Regions from separate parts of the Homo sapiens genome. Here all the other regions are linked to region 3. Evidence: chromatin loops called from intact Hi-C (ENCODE). Cell type or tissue: heart right ventricle. All regions are shown on one strand. Links, peaks and the distances in the headings refer to the core of each region. The heading gives the core; the rest is flanking DNA.

The links. Peaks named below come from ENCODE experiments on the same cell type or tissue, not always from the same donor. Only the 100,000 strongest peaks of a DNase experiment are listed, where the experiment ranks them.
Region 1: it touches region 3 in a loop (15-fold over the local background); 3 of 110 quality-filtered maps call a loop at or near these places.
Region 2: a loop joins it to region 3, with 2.8 times the contacts of the local background. A loop is called at or near these places in 20 of 110 quality-filtered maps.

What each region holds. Positions count from the first base shown.
Region 1 is chr10:71,121,775-71,129,661 of GRCh38, forward strand. No RefSeq gene overlaps it. Among named protein-coding and RNA genes, the nearest start is that of UNC5B, 87 kb to the right of the region's middle. In heart right ventricle, for the core only: no CTCF peak of the experiment used is centred there; a DNase peak (open chromatin) is centred at 3,457; H3K27me3 peaks cover 270 bases.
Region 2 is chr10:71,061,446-71,069,332 of GRCh38, forward strand. No RefSeq gene overlaps it. Among named protein-coding and RNA genes, the nearest start is that of LINC02622, 130 kb to the left of the region's middle. RefSeq lists an enhancer at 479-1,244. In heart right ventricle, for the core only: a CTCF peak has its summit at 3,157 (motif pointing left); no DNase peak of the experiment used is centred there; H3K27ac peaks cover 3,447 bases.
Region 3 is chr10:70,921,599-70,929,485 of GRCh38, forward strand. No RefSeq gene overlaps it. Among named protein-coding and RNA genes, the nearest start is that of LINC02622, 14 kb to the right of the region's middle. In heart right ventricle, for the core only: CTCF peaks have their summits at 4,260 (motif pointing right) and 4,473; DNase peaks (open chromatin) are centred at 4,253 and 4,835; H3K27ac peaks cover 399 bases.

The sequences.
Region 1 (7,887 bases), core at 1,245-6,244, 200 kb after region 3:
TCCTTAACTTTTTTTGAATAGTTTTAGCAGGAATAGTACCAGCTCTTTGTACATCTGGTAGAATTCAGCTGTGAATCTGAGTGGTCCTGGGCTTTTTTTGGTTGGTAGGCTATTTATTACTGATTCAATTTTGGAGCTCTTTATTGGTTTGTTCAGGGGTTCAATTTCTTCCTGCCTCAGTTTTGGGAGGGTGTATATGTCTGGGAATTTATCCATTTCTTCTAGATTTTCTTGTTTATGTGCATAGGGTGCTCATAGTATTCTCTGATGGTTATTTGTACTTCTGTGGGGTCTATGGTAATATCCCCTTTGTCATTTTTGATAATATTTATTTGGATCTTCCCTCCTTTCTTCTTTATTAGTGTAGCAAGTAGTCTCTCCATTTTATTAATATTTTTCAAAAAGCCAACTCTTGGATTTGTTAATCTTTTTAATGGTTTTTTGTGTCTCAATCTGCTTCAGTTCAGCTCTGATTTTGGTCATTTCTTGTCTCCTGCTGGCTTTGAGGTTGGTTTTCTCTTGGTTCTCTAGTTCTTCTAGTTGTGATGTTAGGTTGTTAATTTGGGATCTTTCTAACATTTTGATGTGGGCATTTAGTGCTATGAATTTCCATCTTAACACCACCTTAACTGTGTCCCAGGGATTCTGGTATGTTGTATCTTTGCTCCCAGTAGTTTCAAAGAACTTAATTTCTGCCTTAATTTCATTATTTACCCAAAAGTCATTCAAAAGCAGGTTATTCAATTTCCACATAATTGTATGGTTTTCAGTGAATTTCTTAGTCTTGATAGCTCATTTGATTGTGCTGTGGTCTGAGAGATTGGTTGTTATGATTTCAGCTCTTCTGCATTTGCTGGGGAGTGTTTTATTTCCAATTATGTGATTATTTTAGAGTATGTGCAGTGGGGTGATGGGAAGAATATATATTCTGTTGTTTTTGGGTGGACAGTTCTGTGGCTATCTATCAGGTTCATTTGATCCAGTGCTGAGTTCGGGTCCTGAATATCTTTGCTAATTTTCTGCTTTGATGATCTGTCAGTGGGGTGTTGAAATCTCCCACTGTTACTGTGTGGGAGTCTAAGTCTCTTTGAAGGTCTCTAAGGACTTGCTTTATGAATCTGGTTGCTCCTGTGTTGGGTGCATATATGTTTAGGATAGTTAGGTCTGCTTGTTGAATTGAACCCTTTACCATTCTTTGTCCTTTTAAATATTGGTTGGCTTAAAGTTTGTCTGCTATTAGGATTGTAATCCCTCATTTTTTCTGTTTTCCATTTGCTTGGTAGATTTTTCTCTGTCCCTTTATTTTGAGCCTATGGCTGTCATTACATGTGAGATGGATGTCTTGAAGACAGCATGCCAATGGGTCTTGGTTCTTTATCCAGCTTACCACTCTGTGCCTTTTAACTGGGGGCATTTAGCCCATTTACATTCAAAGTTAATATTGATATATGTGGATTTGATCCTGTCATCATTATGTTAGCTGGTTATTATGAAGACTTTTTATATGGTTGCTTTATAGTGTCACTGATCTGTGTACTTCAGTGTATTTGTGTAGTGCCTGGTAACAATCTTTCCTTTCCATATTTAGTGCTTCCTTCAGGAGCTTTTGTAAGTTCTGGTGGTAATGAATTCTCAGAGCATTTGCTTGTCTGGGAAGGATCTTATTTTTCCTTTGCTTATGAAGCTTAGTTTGGCCAGATATGAAATTCTGGGTTGGAATTTCTTTTAAGAATGTTGAGGTCAGGAGCGGCATCTTATGCCTGTAATCCCAGCACTTTGGGAGGCCAAGACAGGTGGATCACGAGGTCAAGAGATCAAGACCAGCCTGGCCAACATGGTGAAATCCCATCTCTACTAAAAATACAAAAATTAGCTGGGCATGGTGGTGCATGCCTGTAGTCCCAGCTACTCAGGAGGCTGAGGCAGGATAATCACTTGAACCTGGGAGGCAGAGGTTGCAGTGAGCCAAGATTGTGCCACTGCACTGCAGCCTGGTGACAGAGCGAGACTCCATGTCAAAAAAAAAAAAATGTTGAATATTGACCCCCAATCTCTTCTGGCTTGTAGGGTTTCTGCTGAGAGGTCTACTGTTAGTCTGACGGACTTCCCTTTGTAGGGGACCTAACCTTTCTCTCTAGCTGCCTTTCACATTTTTTCCTTTCATTTCAACCTTGGAGAATCTGATGATTATGTGTCTTGGGGATGATCTTCTTGTGAAGTATCTTACTGGGGTTCTCTGCATTTCCCTCTATTTGAATGTTGGCCTCCCTAGCTAGGTTGGAGAAGTTCTCATGGATGATATCCTGACACATGTTTTCCAAGTTGCTTACATTCTCGCCATCTCTTTCATGACACCAGTGAGTCATATATTTGGTCTCTTTGCATAGTCTTATATTTTTCAGAGATTTTGTTTATTCTTTTTCATTCTTTTTTCTCTATGCTTGTCTGACTGTCTTATCTTCAAGCTCTGAGTTTCTTTCATTTGGCCTATTCTGTTATTAATACTTGCGATTGCAGTATGAAATTCTTATATTATGTATTTTAAGCTCTATCAGGTCAGTTATGTTCTTTTCTATACTGGCTATTTTGTCTTTCAGCTCCTATATCATTTTATTCTGATTCTTAGCTTCCTTGGATTGGGTTTCGATATATTCCTACATCTCAATGGTCTTCATACCTCTCCATATTCTGAATTCTATTTCTGTCATTTCAGCCATCTCAGCCCAGTTCAGAACCCCTACTGGAGAGATGGGGCAGTTGTTTGGAGGAAAGAAGGCACTCTGGCTTTTTGAGTTGTCAGGGTTTTGCACTGGTTCTTTCTCATCTGCGTTGGCTTATGTTCCTTCGATCTTTAAAGTTGCTGCCCTTCGATATTTTTATCTTATTTGATGACCTTGGGGGTTTGATTGTGGTATAAGATGGATTTGGCCAACTGGCTTTGTTTCTGGAAGATTTTAGGGGGCCAATGCTCAGCTCCCAACTCCTGGTCTGTGTGCTTTAACTCTGGGGGACTTGTATTGGGCCCCAAATTTGTTCTCTGGCTCCTTAAGAATCCACTGCCCTGGGTTGGGGCTGAGGTGCTCTCAGACCACTGGTCACTACACTCCAATGGGTGGTATCAAAGTGTTTTGTAATGTGACAGCAAAATCTGTCCTTGTTTGTACACGCCAGTTGCAGTAGCGGTGCAGCAGGGTGGATGCTCATCAGCTGCGGTAGGGTGCTAGCAGGTGCTGGGGTGCCTGACACCATGTGCGCATTCGCCACAGTGGTGGAGGCAATGCAGCTGGCAGGGAAGGGGGGCCCCTGCTGGCTGGTGACCATCACACTGGTGGTTGTGTTGACATGGGGAGAAGAGCACTGGCAGATGCAGGTCTGTGTACATTCCTTTTGCCAGCAGGCAGGGGTGGTTGCTTAGCGTGGAGGAAGATCCACTGTTCTCTGTGTCTGGTTTCACTCCCATGGCAGTGTTGGTGCAAGGGTGGGGCACTGGTGGCTGGTTCTGTGCCCAAGGCTCTGACTACAGTGGCAGTTGGCAGGGGGAGCGGGGGCAGACTACACTCCTGATGCAGCAGTGGCTGGGCAGGGTGCAGGCACACAGGCACGCTGGCAGGGCAAGGAAAGTAAATACTGCCCGTACACACATACATCAGCAAATCAATGTGAGGGGTTGCCGTGGGCCTGGGGGAAACTGCAGTGTGGGGAAGGAGCTTGTGTGCTGGTGTGTGGATGTGGGGGCCGACCTGCTGGAGCTTTCCACCAGTAAGGCACTGTCCACCAGCACAGAAGCTATGATGTAGGCCCCCAAGGCACCTGAGGCTGCCCTGGAAGCAGGCGCAGCCAGGCTGGGGCCCCAGGCGAAGCCAGCAGACCAAGGGGTGCTCAGGGCTGACCAGGCTTATCTGATGAGCAAGACTGCCCTGCAGAGTTCAGCCCCAACAGTTTCCCTTGGGCTGAAGTATCCTACTGAAGCAGTCAAGCCTAGGGGCATGGCCATCCATGGCTGTGCTCCACTACAGAGGCTCCCACATCAAACCCCCTGGGCTCCATATCAGCTGGCTTGCTATTCCTATCACTTCTCTAAGCTGCTCTCCCTGCCAATTCGAGTGTCTGTGGGGGTCAAGGGGTCTCCTCCTCCTGGTGGGATTCCAGAGGCTTGTGGTGAGAGCAGGTTGCTCCTTGTCAGTTCAACTCATCCATTCCCCTGGAGTCACTGGGGGTCAGGAACAAGTCCTGCTGTGTGGTAGCCCCATGCAGTGTTCCCAGCTTCCTCATGCTTCGGCCCAGCTTTCGTTCTTCCCTCCGTCCATTCTCAGTGTCTTCCCTCTGAAGATCTGTTAGTGCGCCAGGCTCTCGGTCCCTCAGTGGCAGCTGCTCCACCTGGCTGCGTCTAGTCAGCCATTTTGCCCTCTGTTATGATACTGGGAATTTAAAAAGCTCCCTTTATAATTCTAATGTGCAGCCACAGCTGAGAACTGTTAACGTGGATCATCTATAAAAACACCTATTCATAGAAAGAATCTGCCATTTGCAGAGCACTTACCACGTGTCAGGAGTTCTGCTGGGTATTTTACTTATCTCACCGAATCCTCGTAATAACCCTATGACATGGGTACTATGGAGGCTGAGGTGCAGGGTGGTTAGTGACCTGCCCCCAGTCACGCCAGCAGTAAGAAGAAGAGCTGGGATATGAAACCAGCTGCCTGACTCCAACAGCTCTTTCTACTCCCTGGCACCGCCGTGTCTTCTGACACTGCAGATCAGAGGCTGGGCTGCCTTACACTGGGTCCTATGGAGGCTGGGCAGGCCCCTGGCCAGGAGGTCCTGGACAAGAGCTGGGCTCGGCTCCTGACTTTCCAGGGGCCCCACTGAAGGGCTGTGGGCTGTGGAGGCCCTTTCTCACCTGTCCCTCAGCTCAGAGCCTTCCCGACCCTTCTGTTCCCATCTCTGCTCTTGCTTGAAGCTGCTGAGAAAGCACTGCTGGCCTCTCGGAGGGCTCTCCTCATTCCATGAAGATGAGGAGCTGCTCCACTGCTCCAGGGATGGCGCAGCTAGAGCTACTTGGTAAGGGCAGACTGGCAAGGGGGAATGGTTTCCCTGGGTCCTCCGCCCCTGTCACACTTTTGGTCAGGAGAGTTGGACATGACAGGAGATGGGGTTGCTTTCAGAGGTGATCATAGAGCTAGCAGGATCCTTAGAGACTATTTACCCAATGCTTTTATTGTGGGGTTGGAGGAGCCACACCCAGAGAAGCCAAGGAACTATCCCAAGGCTATTCAGAGACCTAGAGGAATGGGAGTAGCCAAGTTCCCCAGTCACCTGCCCATTCCTGCTAGGACACAGCCTAAGAGACTCCAGCTGCACCTAGCACCCCTGCCAGTGAAAGTTCAGCCAGGAGGGTTGAGGTGACCTGCTCAGGGTCTCTGAGCAGGCTGGAGCAGCGGGCTGAGGGCTCTGCGATGGGGGCAGCTGCTCCAGGAAGGCTGAAGGGCTGCTCCACCCTGGTTCACCCTCCTTTTCAGGGGCCTTGATTGAGGCATGTGGTTCCCTTGGAAACAGACTGGCTTGTCACCTGGGGTCAGCAGCACTTAATCTGCAGTTACTGCAATTTTTATTCTAGTGGGGGAGGGGATTCCAAACTCCCCCTTTACATTCCTCCACCACCTCCTACACCCATTGCTTCATGAAAGCAGATATCCCCTCATTCTGTTTCCGTGTGCGCACGTGTGTGCTTACGTGCACACATGTGTATACACACATACGAGTCTCCCAAGCTCAGAGAGCTTTTAATGACTCTGTTTTCTAACCCCCAACTGAAATGGAACAATCATGTCCTTACCAATTCTTTGTGGCCCAAGTTTTCCCAAGAACCAGAAATGGAACACCGTTTTCTTTCAAATGCTATCTCCATAGCATTACAATCAGATTAGGAGTGGGATGGAGAAAACAGGCCAGATAATACATTTTCCTTGCCCTTCCACCTCCTGAAAGACTTAAACCTGTGCAAGGACAGTCAAGGGTATGTTGAGGCATTACTTTGGACACACTGATGGTTTAAATCTGTATTATAATTCATCAGCATACACATCGCTCCTGGTGTGATTTACACCCTTTGAGGGCTGGCTTCCTGTCTGATTCCCTGCTGTGGCTCCCTAGCACCCTGGGGCCCAGTGGGGTTGTGCTGAATAAAGATCCCTTGCACTTCAGGAAAACCGAGGTGAACATGTTCAGAGCAAAGACGGATATGGCCCCTCATCCTGTGCTGATGCTGACCTTGGAACACAGCTGCTATCAAGGAAGACAAGGAGAGGTTCTAACATGTAGACTATGCTTTGAAACCTTAGCCTTTATAAAACTATGACAGTAAGAAAAATCTGACATGGTTGACTCCATCTTGCTTCTAGCCTCACAGGTTGGCTGTCTTTACTCATTCCTGGGTGTGGGCCAAGCTAACTTTGGGAGTAGTTTATAGTTTAAATAATAGTCCTTCCCCAAAACTAATCTGTTCTTGTAAAACTAATGAAAGGCCAACAGGTTAGGAAAATGAGAGGCACTTGGATTCTAAATAACTACCAGCCATTATTCCGGAGGTCATAAGATTTGCAACTTCCCAGTTACTCCTGCAGATAACATCACTATTGTGGAACCCAAGATTGGCCTTTTGAGATGTCTTTTCAAGTTTTTATGTTTCCAACAATCGGGTGGCCCCACCCAGCAACCAGTCCTGTGGCCCCCATCCAGGAAGTGATTCAGCACAAGAGGACAGCTTCAATTCCCTATGATTTTATCTCCAACCTAACAAATAAACATGCCCCCTACCCTAGCCCCCTGCTCACCAAGCTATCTTTGAAAAACCCCTAACCTCTGAGCCTTCAGGGAGATTGATTTCAGCAATAACTCCGTCTTCTGCACGGTATGATCAGCCTCATGTCTATTAAACTCTCTTTCCTACAATGCCATGGTCTCAGTGAGTAGATTTTGTCTGTGCAGCAGGCAGGAAGAACCTGTCGGGTGGTTACAGATTTACTAAGGACCCAGGCAGAGGCTGGAAAGAGAGACACAATCAACACCGAGAGGCAAAAGGGCCAAAATGGATGTGTAGTTTGCAGGCTGGCACCCGGAATGAGGATAAATTATGGAGAAAAAGCTCCACTAAAAAAATAACAAAATAACAGCCACAAAGGGACTTTTAACCACATGCAGACTGGAAGGTCTTGATGGTGCAGAGTGAAACCGGGACAGAGAAAGCAGAACCCTCAAATCCTGTCTTGCATCCTTCTTTAATAAAGAGAATAGACGAAACCTGCAGGGCTTTTGGTGAGCACCTGAATGGCGGGGAGGACAAGACACATGATGAAATAAATGCATGCATTTGATTAAAGAAATCAAAGCCATATGCAAAGATATTTTTAAAGAATCAAAATTTCCCCCCTCCCCAAACCCCAGTCCTATTCTTCAGAGGTATTTGCATTTCTTATATATCTTTCAAGATATATATTTTTATAAATCCATAGCATGCACACACACAGACACACACACACACACAGCCATATTGCCAGGCTGTTTTGTAGCTTTTTTCCACCAAATGTGTCGGAGCTCTTTTTATATAAGCGCAGGTAAGTCTATTTCATTCTTTCTAGTGGCTAATGCTAGTTCAGTTAACAGGTAAGCCAGTGTGACCAGCCACCTAGTGACTAATGTTTAATTTGTTTCTAATGCTTTCTCAATCTTGCAATGAATATCCTAGTACATATATATTTGTGTTATGTGATCAGATCCCTAAATGCAAAGGCACAGGCATTTAAATTTTTGATCAATATTATTAAACTACACTTCAAATATAGCAATTTACACATTCAACAACCATATAGGCAAGTGCCCCTGTCTCCA
Region 2 (7,887 bases), core at 1,245-6,244, 140 kb after region 3:
CACGCTCCAGGGTGTGTCTACCAGGTTTCATCCCAGAAGACCCAGCCCAGCTCAGGTCTCCCCTGTCAGCAGGCTGGGGTCACTAAACTCACAGAAGCCAGGAAGCTGAAGTCCCTGTGTCATTCTCCATCGTGGCCACACTGAGGAAGGACAGGGACAGCTCCCTTTCCCAGGCAGGAAAGCCAGGCCCCTGCCTGCCAGGTCAGGTCCACCCCACCCCCAGCAGTGACCTCCTCAAATCTGCCGCCCCTCCTCTCTCAGCCTTTGCTGCCACAGCTCCTCAGCGGTTTCGGCTGGAGGGGATCTGAAATCACAGGGGAGCCGTAGTCCAATCTTTCCTTCTAGAGTCAGGGCAGTAGAGTAGAGGGAGCATACGGTCCCACCACGGAGTGAAGACCGGAGCCCAGGCCCTGACCAAGAGCCCTGCTCTTTCTGCAGCTCCGGGGACTCCTCCAGGGCAGGGCCACAAGAAGATGTCACTTTTCTCAGCAGAAATCTGTTTCAGTGTCTTCCAGTCTAATTCCAGAGCTCAGAGTCTCTCTGCTTACTTTAGCCCAGCCCTGAGGCATTGCAGAGGGCTCTGGGATGTTCCCAGAAACTCAAACCTGGGCTTCCATTGTGGGGGAAGGAAGGACACCCCAGGCTCAGAACAGGTAGATGGGCTGGCCAAATCCCCATTCAGGACTGGGGTCAGCCAGCTGCATCTCACTCAGGCCTGGTCTCTGTCGATGCAGCTTGCTTCATCACAGACCCAGGCAAGCCCCTCCAGGACCCCCACGCCCAGCTGGGATGGCCAAAGCAATGCAGCCACCTGGGGACACTGAGGATTTCAGGGCTGCTGGGTGGTTTCCTTTCTGAAGCTGTAGCTCACAACCCCTGGCTCTCTGGTGGCCTGGGGCAGCCAGCCTGGCCCTCAGCCCCGGTGCTGGGCCCTATGCCGGCTCTCCATCAGCCATGAGGGGTTTCAGTGCCATGCTCACCAGCAATCACAGAATGGCAGAGTTAGCATATAATTTACTTTTGAAAAATAAATTAGAGTTGATTCAAGGCCACCCCTGGAATGCTGCCCCTCTCAACTGCTTGCATTCTGATGCTAACACGGGAGACCTTGATAATAGCGATAATAAGCAATAGCTGGTATTTATGGGGTACTTACTCCGTGCCAGTCACTATGCTGAGTGCTCTGTCTGCAGGATCTTGACTCTTCCTCTAACAATGCTGAAAGGCAGTGACTACTGCTACCCCCATTCTTCAGATGGGAACACAGTCTCAGAGGCATCACCCTTGCCAGCAGCTGCAATAGGGTTTGGACCCAGGCCTCTCAGTCACTGGGTGGAGTCCAGGAAGACTCCAGAAACTGTTTCTGACCCAGTGCCACAGTGTGCGCTGCACTTGGGAGGGTCACCGTGCTGGAGGTCTTGATAGAAGGCCCGGCCCCCCTGCAGTTCCCTGGGCAGTGCCAGAGTCCGGGGAGCCCCTCCATGGTGGAGCCCCTGCCTCCTCCCAACAGCCTTTCGCTCCCTATCTGTTTCAGCCACTCAAATACTATCTTCCTTCCCTCTTCTTCCCCCATGACAACACGAGTCATGGCCTGCACGGCGGGCTTTGCGTATCTGCTTGAGAGAGACCAGCTGACAAGTTCTGTTCTGTTTGGGGATCCAAAGCTCATTAACTTCACAGAACATTCTAGCTGCTTTGGTCTGGTGGGACAGGCACAGGTGGGGTGCGTTCCAGGAGACAGTGAACATGTGGAAGGCCTGAGCTTCACCACTCTCTCCCTCCCACCCCCACCAGGGCCTGAAAGCACTTTTCTCTTTCCAGGGCTTCCTGGGAATTGCTTATCTTAATTTACGTGGGGAAACTGAGGCTGTTTTCCCTGCAATCAAGTGCCTCCTCCTCTTTGTCCTAGAGATGGCCAGAGAAAACCCTGGCCCCTACATTTCTCAGGGCTGAGGAGGAGAGAGAGGAAACAGAGGACATAGAGCTGGGAGCATTTGTTTTTCCTCCACAAAGCAACTCATTTCTTTAGGCAAATGAGCTGGAGAGGGGAAGACACCGCTGGAGACCAGCAGTGATTAATTACAAAGGAAATGAGTGGCCAGCACAGCCAGGGCTTGGGGCGGGAGGCAGGGACAGGAGGGTGGGCTTGGGGCTGGCTTGGCAGCACCAGGGCCCAGGGAGGCCTGAACAAGTGCAGGCTGAGCTCAAGGAGTGCCTGCCTGGCGGACCAAGGGACACAGGGGCCGGCCTCCAGGAGGCAGAGAGGACACACTCACACAGAGCAGGCGAGACCCGAGGCTGAGAGGAGGAGGCAGGAGGGTGTGCAGGGAGCCCGGACATTTCCTTCCAGGATGTCCACTTGCTGCCCACCCAGGTCCCAGGCCACCAGCATCTCCTCCAGGTCCTGCCTTGTCCAGATGCTTCTCTTGCCTTTACATCTAGCTTTGCCCCATCCAGCATTGTCACACTACTCTCACTTAGATCCCAGGCCCTCTTGTGCCATTCCCTGACAAATGATATTAGAAGGATAATGTGAGGCCAGGCGTGGTGGCTCACGCCTGTAATCCCGGCACTTTGGGAGGCCAAAGCGGGAGGATCCTTTGAACTCAGAAGTTCAAGACCAGCCTGGGTAACCCCATCTCTACAAAAAAATACAAAAATTAGCCAGGTGTGGTGGTGTGCGCCTGTAGTCCCAGCTACTCGGGAGGCTGAGGTGAGAGGATGTTTTGAGCCCAGGAGGCAGAAGATGCAGTGAGCTGAGATCGTGCCACTGCACTGCAGCCTGGGAGAGACCCTGCCTCAAAAATAAAAATAAAAGGATAATATGGCAAGGGGCACATCAGGGTTAAGTAAGAACAGGGAATAAACACTCGTTCGATCAATGACTTCTAGTGGCAAAAATAAATGACCTGGCAGCTCACGCTAGGGGGTCACAGTCTTGGGTGTTGCTCTCAGCTCTTACCCCACGTGGGGTTGAGCAGAGGAGTTAGGGAGTTTAACTGCCTCATTCGTAGACCAAAGGCCAGAGAAGGGCTGTGGTTTGTCCCCAGCCACGTAGCTTATCTGTGGTAGAGACAGGAGTGGATTTGGTCTCCTGATGCCCATCAGGACTCTTTGCATATTCTCTTAGAGTGCCTCCTTCTGGAAACTTCCTGCAGAGCATGCTTGGCTGCTGTCCCCTTAGAAAGCCACCTAGCTCCCCCTGCAATTCCTGCTTGGGGAGCCTTAGTTATTGCATCCATCCCATAGGTATTGACGAGTGTCTCCCGTGGGGTGCCCCTTCGACTCCAGCTCCGTCCAACTCACATTTCCACCCCTCCCCAAGAGGCAGCAGGTTTCTTCTCCAGTTCTTTGCAGCACTCTGGCCCTTGCAGGGTTAAATGCAGCAGCTCCTCCCTCACTCCCCACTAACGACAAGCTTCCCTCCACGTGATGGGACACTGACTAAGAATAGAGTTTACCACTCCTGGGCTCTGCTCGGAAACGCTGCCATGACACAAGAGTTTTCCATGTCTGCCGCTCCTCGGTGTCCCAGGTCCAGGGCCCTGGAGCCTCCTCCTCAGCCTCACCAGGCCATGAGGCTGAAGGCCAGCACCATGTCAGCCTGCTTCTGAAGCCCAAATGGGGCCCAGGAGGAGTAAACAAGGGGGAACTCGCCACCTCAGAAAACTTGGTGATTTGGACTATTTGAACAGACACTATTGAGAGTCCCTCCGCGTGCACCAGGACAACCCGAGTGCCCTTTGTGCATCGGATCCTCTCAGCCCATTGCTCGGCAGAGGCAATTGAGTCAGAGAGGCAAGGGACATGTCTGAGGTCCCCCAGCTGCTAAATGGAGGAGCCAGGATTTGACCCCAGGGCTCGTTCCTTTCGTGGAGGCAACACCCACAAAGTGAAACTGGGTTTCCTTTTCACCTCTCCACTGCCCAGTTGCAGCCTCCTTACTGCCCTTTCTCCATCCCACCCCAACACTTGCCAGTGACCCTGACAATGAAGGCCAGGTTTGGTCGACAGCAAGACCATAGAAACCTTGTCTGGGCGGATGAACATTTTCATGGTGGCGGTGTGTGCGAGGCGGTTAGGAGCACAGACTCCAATTGCAGATTAGCTGGGTTGGAATCCTGGCTCTACCACTTAGAGCTGTGTAACTTTGGGTGAGTTATTTCACCACTCCGTGCCTTATTTTACTCAGTTGACAACTGTAAAATGGGAGCGTTCTAGGTTGTGAGGATTAACAGAGGGCCCCACATCTCTGTGCTCTGTTACTACTGCTTGGTTGGCAGAATGAGGGTACACAGTGTCAAGTCCCTGTGTGGTAGTGGTGCACAGAGAGGGGCTGGCCAGGCACAAAGAAGCCTCCTTCTCCAAGCTTCCTGGATGACTGGGCAGTAGCAGCCAGTGTGTGTGTGTGCGTGTGTGTGTGTGTGTGTGTGTGTGTGTGTGCCTGCCTGTGTACATGCACCTGTGAGCATGGTTGGATACTTAGACTCCTAGAATGAGAAGAGACCCCGGGGGGGTCACATCCTATCTCCCCTCTACTGCCACACCCAGTTCAGAAATCCCCTCCACATCATCTCTGACCTGTGTTCCCTCAGGCCTCGCTCACCTGCCTCCCATGACAAGAAGCGTGTCCCCTCCAAAGGCAGCCTGTCACCTACTGAGAGGCCCTGGCTCTTAGAAGGAACTTCCCTGTGCCTTCCTTCCTCCCTTCACCTGAGGGCCCCAAGTCAGTGCAGGCTTGCTGGCAAGGAGGAAGGGTCTGAGCGAAGCCCCTGCCTCTCCCAGGAACCCATCCTGGGTCACCCCGGCCCGCCAAACTGTCTCCCTCCTCTGACTTTCCCACTGATAGCAACTGTCTCCCCTTAAGAACGTTTCTGTTTCTCACCAGGTCTCCTGTCACATGGGTCCTGTTTCCCCAGCCAGACAAGGAGCCTCACGAGGACAGAGGCCTGCCTTCTTCCTCACACCCTCGGCCCTGAGTGAGAAGAGAAAGAGAGAGAGAGAGTGCTTAGAACAGTGCCTGGCCCGTGATAAGCGGGTGCCAGCTATTATAATAAGAAATACTGTTGTTACTCTTCTTATTTCCATCATCATAACCTCCACCCCCATCTGCCATGGTCTCCCCAGTGGCATAAATCAGTGCGCCCCATGGTGAGCTCCCATCCTGCCCCTCATTCAGCCAGGCGGGCAACAATAGGGGTGGAGCTATGGGGCCCTCCCCACCTGCCAGGTCCTGTTCTAAGCATCGGTCCTCGCCCCTGAGAATACTTCCATTTCACAGATGAGTAGACTGAGGCACAAAGTGGTGAAATCACTTGCCTGAGGTGGGCGGCTATAGTGGCAGAGCCGGCAGGCCGTAGCTAGAGTCCGTGCTTATAACCACATCTCTCTCCACCACTGCAAGTGCTCAGAGAAAGGTTTGGCCCTCGGGAGACCACGTGTAAGCAAGACAGAGGTGCATCCAACACTTAGGGCCGGTTCTCCAACACTGAGTCTCCTGAGCCTGGACTGGAATTGAGCTGTCATTGGGCTCATCCTCCTGCCCCAATCCTGGTAAAAGTCCTGGAAGTCCAAAGGGAGCCTTTGGAACAGGGTGACTTTGTCATGTGTCCCCTGCCTCCCTGGGGGAGGTGTGAGAGGGAGGGGAGTTCGATGAGTGGGAATGTGTCAATGTCGCTCCTAGGTGAGGAGATTAAGACCTTCCTGGGAAAGCAGAAACAGTCCAGCTCTGGAAACATGTTCCCCATCACACGGTGACAGCCTGCACCCGACCTGCAGACACTGCTCTACCAGCGCCATCAGCCAGCCCAGAAAGCGCACACACCCACACACGTGTGGGTGATATTAAAGTCATATTTTTGGTTGCTGGGGAGGCGCGGTCGTCACTTCCCCTGCCCCAGGCAACCCGCTGCCAGCTCCCCTTTTACTTCCCCACCCCACCGTGGAGTGCTTGCCGTTTGTATTTATATAGATAAATCGGCCGGGCTAATTAAAGTTCTCTTGCTGGAGAGTGAGGGAATTAATAAAAGAACTTGGAAAGGAGCCAACTGAAAGCTGGGGCGCTCAGAGCTGCAGCCAGGACCCACTGCACAAAGGAGGCCGGAGGATCCAGCAGACATGAGAGCTGCCTGGACCGGCCCGCTCCCACCTTCCTCAGGGAAAGCCAAGGATGTTCAGGGGCCCCAGGAATGAAGATGCAGGCCGCAGACACTCACTGTGTGTCTTGTGCTACAATGCCACATAACATGCATTCTCTTACCTTCAGGAGGTGTGGCTGCAGCTCTGAGTACTTGTGGTGGCAGGGAGAGATGTGATTAGAAGCATGGACTCTAGCTACAGCCTGCCGGCTCTGCCATTGCAGCTATGCCACCTCGGGCAAGTGATCTGAACGCTCTGTGCCTCAGTCTACTCATCTGTAAAAGGGAAGCATTATCGGGTGCAAGGATTGATGTTTAGAACAGGACCTGGTAGGTGGGGAGGGCCCCGTAGCTCTGCCCCTGTTGTTGCCCGCCTGGCTGAATGAGGGGCAGGATTGTGAGGTCCCCATGGAGTGCACTCACTTGTACCATAGGGGGGCCATGGTAGATGGGGATGGAGATTATGATGATGGAAATAAGAAGAGTAACAACAGTATTTCTTATTATAATAGCTGGCACCCGCTTATCACGGGCCAGGCACTGTTCTAAGCACTCTCTCTCTCTCTTTCTCTTCTCACTCAGGGCCGAGGGTGTGAGGAAGAAGGCAGGCCTCTGTCCTCGTGAGGCTCCTTGTCTGGCTGGGGAAACAGGACCCATGTGACAGGAGACCTGGTGAGAAACAGAAACGTTCTTAAGGGGAGACAGTTGCTATCAGTGGGAAAGTCAGAGGAGGGAGACAGTTTGGTGGGCCGGGGTGACCCAGGATGGGTTCCTGGGAGAGGCAGGGGCTTCGCTCAGACCCTTCCTCCTTGCCAGCAAGCCTGCACTGACTTGGGGCCCTCAGGTGAAGGGAGGAAGGAAGGCACAGGGAAGTTCCTTCTAAGAGCCAGGGCCTCTCAGTAGGTGACAGGCTGCCTTTGGAGGGGACACGCTTCTTGTCATGGGAGGCAGGTGAGCGAGGCCTGAGGGAACACAGGTCAGAGATGATGTGGAGGGGATTTCTGAACTGGGTGTGGCAGTAGAGGGGAGACAGAATGGGACCTGTGGGTCCCTTCTTATCCTAGGGGTCTAAGTATCCAACCATGCTCACGGGTGCATGCACACGCGCACACACATACACACAGGATTAAAAAAGAAAGTGGGATAAACACCTTTTGGAGCGATGGCTTCTCGTGGGCCAAAATAATGCAAAATAAAGATTCTGTTTAGTTGTGTTGCATAGGGAAGAGGCCTTGCCATGAGCGAAAATACCTCCTTCTCTGAGCATCCCAGATAACTGGGCAAGAGCAGCTTTCAGGCTGCCAGGTCAGGCCTCCACCCTTCAGACCGGAGACCCAGGGGCCGCAGTGCCAGGATCCTCCCAGCTGGGCTCCCAGCAATACTTTCGGTGCCCACAGCTTCCAGGACAGGCCATTTCCTCCTGCCTAATGAGTCAGCTGCCAATCCCTGCCAGAGGCCTGGGGAATTGCCTGCGAAATAAGTCCCGACTAATCCCTGTAGTTGGGAGTCAGGGATGCGGGCTCTCCAGGACAGAGCAGGCCTGGGGTTGTTGGGATGATGCCCCATCCTGTCTCCTGGCCTCTTTCCCACCACTCAGGCTTCAGTGACTCCTGGTGTCCCTGCTGCCCTCCAGAAAGGCTGCCTGCTGAGCTGTATTCCCCACAACACCTCCCTTTGCACTCCCTAAACCTTTGTCTGCAGAAGGCAGGGAGCCAGTGGGAAGCACTCTACGTGGGGGCAGGGACCCCTG
Region 3 (7,887 bases), core at 1,831-6,830:
AATTTTAGCTTTTTTGGTGGGAGTATAATGGTATTTCATTGTGGTTTTAATTTGCATTTCCCTAATGATTGATAATGTTGACAACTTTTCACATATTAAGTGGACATCTGGGTATTATCTTTTGTAGATGGTCTATTGAAGTTTTTTGCCAAAGTTAAAAATTGAATTGCCTATTTTGTTCTTGATTTGAGTTTTTTTTTCTCATTCTTTTTTTTTACATATTCTGGATTTGAGTCATTTTGGGATATATGCATGGGTGATGTGCTTCTCTGTCTTTATTACCTACTTTCCTAACCTCTCAAAATCCCTCACCCTGTCTGAAAGCTCACTGAGCCTCAGCCTCCGAATGTAGGGTTCCCTCTGCCAGGAGGGACCTCACCCTCTTCTCTCCTTCATCAGGGATTGCTTTTCAAGACCCCAATCAAACCCCACCTCCTCTAGAAAGTCAGCCCTTCTGCTCACAGCCCTGGTTGATATTCCCTGGCTTTGGAGGCACTGGTGCATATAGCCCGTTCAATGCCGTGAAAGAACGCATCTTGGCTTCTGCATACACCTTGTGGGCAGGGACGGTGTCTTCTCTTTCACATCTGCCCCGTGTCTCAGGTGATGCTGGAGCTCGATCAGCTCTTGTGGACTTTCGAAGGTAGGGTCGAGGTGTGGCCCAGTTTGCCTGAGACAGTCCCAATTGCCACTTACTGACATGGCATGGTTAATAACAGCCCCTCCTGAGGCCCAGAGGAGAGGGGAGCTGAGATGGAAGCCAAGGGGCCGATCGGGAAGAGAACACTTGTTTCAGGGACAGAACTGGGTCTAGTACTGACGGCCTCCTGTGTGCCATGTGCTCTCAGATGAATCCCTCATCCTCTGCACCTCAGTTTCTTCTTCTGTACAATAGAGAAAATAAATCTTCACCTGTCTCACCGGGCAGTTATAAGGGTAAATGAGCCATCAGATGAGGCTGTGACAGGAGACAGTGCAGACGTACAGAGAAGCTGCTCCTGTCTTCCCAAGGCCCTGCTTGCGACAGGGAATGTGGTCACCTGCCCTGTGGCAGTCCCATGGGCCCTGGGAGAGGGACATTCAGCATGCTCAGAGGAGGGACTGGCATGCCCCAGTGGGGGAAGCCTGGCCGAGTGTTAACATCAGTTCAGTCCAGGTAGTGGCTAAATGTTCTTTTTTGAATGTTCAAAATATTTCGTGAATAATTTTTTTCTTTATTGAGCTATAATTGAAAAATAAAATTGTATATATTTATTCCGTACAATGGGATGTTTTGATATGTGTGTACATTGTGAAATGACTACTGCAGTCAAGCTAATGAACATATCCATCACCTCACATAGTTATCTTTTTTTTTTGTTTTGGTGGTGGAACATTTAACATCTACTGTCTTAGCAATTTTCAAGTATCTGATGTATTATTATTCACTATAATCACCATGTCATACAGTAGATCTTCAGAGCTAATTTGGCCCGCCTCACAGAAACTTTGACCTACATCTAAGTTTAATTTACATTTTAAAAAAATTTATTTAAAATATATTTTTTAGGTTTTTAGAGACTGGGTCCCACTCTGCTGCCCAGGCTGGAGTGTGGGGCTGCAATCACAGCTCACTGTAGCCTCAACCTCCCTGGCTCAAGCAATCCTCCCACCTCAGCCTTCTGAGTAGCTGGGACTGCAGGTGAGAGCCACTGTGCCTGGCCTAAATTTTTTTTTTTTTTTTGGAGACGGAGTTTTGCTCTTGTTGCCTAGGCTAGAGTGCAATGGCTTGATCTCGGCTCACCACAACCTTTGCCTCCTGGGTTCAAGAGATTCTCCAGCCTCAGCCCCCCGAGTAGCTGGGATTACAGGCATGGGCCACCATGCCCAGCTAATTTTGTATTTTTAGTAGAGACAGGGTTTCTCCATGTTGGTTAGGCTGGTCTTGAACTCCTGACCTCAGGTGATCCGCCTGCCTCAGCCTCCCAAAGTGCTGGGATTACAGGTGTGAGCCACCACGGCTGGCCAATTTTTCTTTTTAAGTATTAAAAAAGTGTTGATTGGGCTCTTCCAATGCTCTTGGTTGCTGCGAGGAGCCGCCTGCCATGTCATTCAGGCATAGCGTGTTTATGGAGCCAGGCTCTGTGCAGGATGCTGCATCTGCACCATCAGGACTCAGCCCCCTGGTCAGAGGACACATGCCCCCATGTGAATTAACTTTGTAGACTCCTCGGATGACAGCTGGCTGGGAACAGGTACATGAGGGGTTGAGGCAGAGTGACTCAGCACCCGGGGCTCTGTCAGGGATGGGTGCCAGTCCAGGCCAGGGCAGGGCTGGAGGTGACAAAGGCAGGCGGGGCCGATCTCACAGCCAGAGTGGGGCTTCCTGAAGCTCGTGGCCCTAGGTCTCTCATTGTACAGATGGGGAGACTGAGACCCAGAGGGCAGAAAGAACTTGGTCGAAGTCATGTGGAAAATTTGGGGGCTCGATCTCCACATTGACTTTATTTCCTACTTTTACCCACTCTTGCCAAGGACGTCAGGAAGCATTCTTCTGGGTTCCTTCAGTTTTCAGAAAGCTCCAGGCTTGGATTGGCCTCTGTGTCTTTGACCTGTGTTCTCAAGCTTGGAGGTCCTTGGGGTTCTGGGGAATGGATCCCCAGAGGAGCCCAGGACGCAGGATGGGCACTCTGGCTGCTGGAGCTGGCTCCCTGGCTTGTGGAGTTCGTTATGCACATCTCTTCCCAGCTCTGAGCTCAGGGACTCAGCTGGCACCTGAAATGGCTGCGGAGGGAGTATTTACACCACAGAAATTGGCTGATGCTACAACCCAGAGCTTTTCTCCTGAAGCTGGGAGTGGAACATTCAGCAGCACACCACTACCTGGGCCCCATCCACCTTCAACCCAGGCAGCTCCATGTCATCTGTTTTATGCATTGGGTCTGGGGAAGATTTCATTTGAGGGAGGGTTTAAAAAATTTTTAAAAAATCATTTATTTGTTTTAATCAATCCTGGGTATACCAAGTAAACCTATGCATTATGGACTAACCTGGGCTAACTTGTGTGTTTTGAACTGACCTCTGGGCTAGCAGGTATTCCAAGCCAACCCAGGTATTCTGGGGTACCGTGTGTCTCTGAGCTGGCTAAGTGTGTGGTTTGTATTGAAGCGTGAGTTCTAGGCTAGTCTGGGCTAAGCGATGTGTGATGAGATAACAGGCATATTCTGAGATAATCTGTGGGTTCTGGGCTCCCCTAGGAACTTGTTCCAGGTCCATCTGTAGACAAGGAACAAACTCCAGTCCCAATCCCCTCTTAGGACTTTAATGGTGGAGAGAGGCCCTCAGTTCTCCTTCTGATAAATGAGAACTAGAAGCTACCAAGAAACTTGGAGCTCCTTTGAAAGCGAGTGCCTGGGGTGGCTTGGAAGGTCCAGAGCCAGACTCCTCCTGGACTCCTGTGGGAGAGAGAAGACGCAACTGCTCCTGCCTGAGTCAGCAAGGCTGGGCTGGGTGCATGACCCACTGTGGGACCATTGTGGGCTCTGGGGAGGACGCCAGACAACAGGAGAGCTCTCTCCCTTTCTGAGTTTTCTTCCAGAAGGAAGGCAGGGACCTCATTAAGGACGTGGGTCTACCAAGTCAAGGATACATTTTGGAGTCACTGGTGCATATAATGAAACTTAGAGCTATGAAGTTAGACGGGCTTAGAGATGTTTGAGGCCTGCTACCCAGGACATTCGACTTTAGGAGCTCAAGGCTATAGGAGACAGGGGGAGCAGCCACAGGGCAGATCAAGGGGACAAGGCACAGGGGCAGGTGCCTGGAGCTCAAGAGAGATGAGGGCTGGGAGAGGTTCCAGGAGGCGGGGGCACAAGAGACTTAGAAAGGTGGAAAGGTAGCAAGTCTGGGCAGTGAAGTGTGGGCTGTTTCATAGAGGGCTCTGAGTATCAGCACAGGGAAGGGTTGCTCCATTCTATCAGCAATAGGGAGCCATCGAAGGTTGGTGAGCGGAAGACAGGCATGAAAGACATGGCAGGCCTGGGGGCCCACTTGGTGACTGCAAATAGGAGAGAGAGAGGGCTGGAGGTGGGGACTAGGCTGTGCCCAAGCTAGGGTCTCGACATTAATTTAGGTTTTGGGGTGATCTTGAACCTCAGTTTCCTTTTGTTTCAAGTGGGGTAAAAATTCTAACCCTGCCAAATGGGCCGTTTTGTGGCGGGGGCGCTGACGTGCTCCATCTTCTCTGGGCGCCACGACCTGCCATTCCGACTCTGGCCGCTGGGTGGCAGCCGGCCCCCAGCAGCCCCACCCTCAGCCCTGGGACTGGGTCAGGGGGACTTTCCTGCGCGGTGACCGGGCTCAGGACCACCCCCATCCCAGCCTACAGTTTTCAGGAGGAGCCTTCGCTCCTTACCATCCCACCAGCTCCTGTCCACTTGGAGGCTCCAGGGGCCTCGAGGCCATGAATGAGAACTCACTGTCCACACTGCCCGTCCACACTGCCCGCGTGGGGCCTTTCTCTGGGGCAGCTCTGTGCCAGGCATGGGGCATAGGGGACGTTCTTCATAGGGATGCCAGATTTAGCAAATAAATGCAATACTTGGGATATAATTGTACTAAAAATTATTCATCATTAATCTGAAATTCAAATTTATCTGGCAACTCAGCCCCTATGCCACTGGCCCCCATCGGAGGAGGCCAATCACTCGCACATCCACCCTGAGCACAAGGTGCCTGCCAGCCCGGGCTGTCAGGCCGAGGACTGGCAGAGAGGGAGCTGGCACAGCTCTGCGGGGACCAGCCTCTGCTCACGTCAGCTCCCTGGATGCTGTCCACCTGCCCGTCTACCCGTCTGACTCCCCTCTCAGGACTGGCTGGGCTCTGAGGATGCAGAGACCACCGCCACTGTCCTCACGTTCTCTTGGGCTCTATTTCCATCCTTCCAGTTCCCAGCCATCCGGCGTCTCTGCAAGGCCTTTGTGAGTCTGGTGTGGAGCCAGACGGAACCCACAGCTCCTGCCTGCTCTGGGGGCCCTGCCCTTGGCTCAGCCTCTGTGGTGCACTCTGCCTGGGCTCATGCACTCCTCTCACCACCCCTCAACTGGACCAGGGTAGCCAGAGGGCTGCCTGGGTGGCTCAGTGTCCCTGGGAGCATTGGCAGTGAGCCTTCATCAGGATAGTCACGTGCCTGAGCAGGACTGGGGAGGGCAGGGAAAGGAAATGGGGAGGCAGGAGCTGGATTCTGGGGCACTGAAAATCAGCGGGGAAGAGGAGAGATCTTTCTAGCACATGGAGACATCATCTGTCTCTCTCCTCACCTTCTCGGAAAATATGAGGCTCTGAATCCAGAAGTCTGGCTCTGGGACGCTTCCAGAGACCAGCTGGCCTCGCCTCCTGCTGGATGCTAGATGTGGAAACTGAGTCCCAGAGACAGTTAGCAAGCAACCCAAGTGTTGTCCGGCTCCCTGTCTGAGCTTGGTCCCTGCCTCCTCCAGGCTGGCATCCGCCTCTGGCTCTTGGGCTTTATGAGGCACTTTCTGTCCCTCAGGGTCCCCAGCAGACCATCTGCAGTGATGCAGGCCCGGTCCGGAAGACGTGGCCTCATCCACTGTCTTCACTAGGAAGAAGATTCATGAGGCAGGTGAGTTGGTTTAAAGGAACCTGCAGTCTTTTTATCACCTTGATGGCTACGACGGATTTTGTTTCAGGGAGTATCTGTAAGACTTTAATTAAATCAGGAACTCAGGCCCGGCCAGCTTCCCTGCTGCTTATCAGCTTCTTAAGGCCGTGATTCATTACCCAGGATTATTATTTTTCATCCCTGAAATAATCTTTAAAGGCCTTCTATCAGGGAGATTAAAGCCATAAGTCATACACGCCCACGTGCATGCTTTGTTTTCTCTGCACATGGGTGGTGTAGAGCCACCCAGAGGACTGGGCCATGGTGCTGCCCCAGCCTCCTGGGCTCCTGCTGGGCCCTCTGCTGCCAGGACCAGGAGTGGGGGGAGTATCTGGTTGGCATGACTCTCTGGCTGGGCAGAGGTTCGGCCGTCGTTGTGGGTGCTGAGGTAGCCTAGGCAGGTGGGGAGTGGGTGAGAATGGAACTCCCTGCTTTATGATTTTTCTCCTTCTTTCATTTAACAAATGTTCATTGGCCCCCTGGGCCACTTCCTGTTCTGGGTGCTGGGCAGAGCAAGACAGATGACACGCCTTTTGGGGATACGGACAAGTAAGTGAGCGATGACACCACATTTATTTCTTACTCTGCCTCCAAGCCTCTTTATCTCTTTGCCTTGACTCTCTCTCCCTGTCTTTCTCTCAAATCACAGAAGCAAGGCTTTCTTTTCCAACGGGAGGTAGGATTGCTTACTGGAGGTAGTGGCTTTTGATCTCATGTTGAATTATTCACTGTGAATCTCCCCTGAGCCAGTTTCAGGGGCAGCACGGTCTCAGTCTCGATCCCTAGGCCCTTAAGAATTAACAAAGCCTCCAGCTCAGCCTCTAATGGGGACAAAGGTAACTGGGGGTTTAGAGAGAGGAGGGTGGGCTGCCTGGAGGAGGTGGCTGTGGGGACTTGGAGGTTGGACTGCAAAGAACTTGAACCTAGAGCACGACCTTCCCTTCTCTGGTTGCAGAAGGCTCCAAGTGGATCCTAAACCCTAGGGCTCAAGTGCCTGCCTCGCCTCTTTTTGAGGTAAAATATGCACTGCTGAGGTTCAGCCCTTGATAGGCGCTCCCACGTGTTGGAGCCCTGTGCTCACTGTCAGGCCATTAAGCTGCTAGTCACACGGCCAGATTCCATGGCTTTGGAAATGTTACTGTATTTGTGCAATGTTGTTTTGAGTCATAGTTGCTCGCAGGGTCGGCGGGCTGCCCCTGATTGTGGCTGCTGTGTTTGGGGAGGGGAGCAGGAGATGGAGCTGGGGAAAGCCTCCTATGAAGTCCCAGGGGACTCAAGAGTCCCACCGCACCTGCTAGACAGTGGGGCAGGAGTAGCCACAGGCACTCGTTTGCATGAGCTGACCTTTGAGGAAAGTGTGTATGGGAAGAAGAAATCCCAAGCATGGTTGTGGGTGGACAGAGATAGGGTGAGGGGTCTAGGGAGCTGGGGACCTGAGATGAGAGTCGGCCCCTTCCCCCCAGCTCAGGGCTGCATCAGACTCTGTAGTCCAGCATGTGACTTTCCTTCCTTTCCTTGAATATGTCTTGTCTTCTTCCCCTGCCAGGTCTCTGCACATCTCTTTCTACTGCCACGTCACCTGGGGTCATCCGTCCATCTCAGTGTGCCACACTGCCCAGATGAGGTCAGGCCCCTGTTAATTGCCACCCCTGGAGTGACTTTGTGCCATGACTTTGTGGGGCCAGGCTCCCTTTGTGGTTGTCAGTCCCATGAGAGTTGGACTGTGGTTGACAGTTCATGGCTGGGCCCCTCTACCTGGCACAGAGCAGACCCTCAAAGAGTGTTTGCCAAAGGAAAAGATGAACCGAGGGAAGTGCGGTCACACTGGAGGGCCTTTGGAGACAGGAGATATGGGGGTCCCTGCTTTAGGTCCCTGGTGGTCCAGCATGGCCTGACCCAGGGAGAGAAGCATCCCCCAGCCCACTTCTGTCCAGAACACAGAGGGCCTCATGATGCAAAGAGGACTGAAGGGTTGACCTGGGAAGGGATCAGACCTGGGACCCCTACTCCTTTCTCATGAGGGTACACATGAGGCCTGGGCATGAGCACATAGGAGAGGTCCCTCCCTTACCCTCCCTGGGCCCCCCACATCTTCCTGGGGTGGGGCGGAAGCTGCAATGAAGCGGGTGGAGATGGTGCAACCCATGATCTGGGGGTGGACACTCTGTGACCTCCTTTATCCCACACTGGCCAGGTTGGAAGACGTTTATATTTATATTGATTTGTGT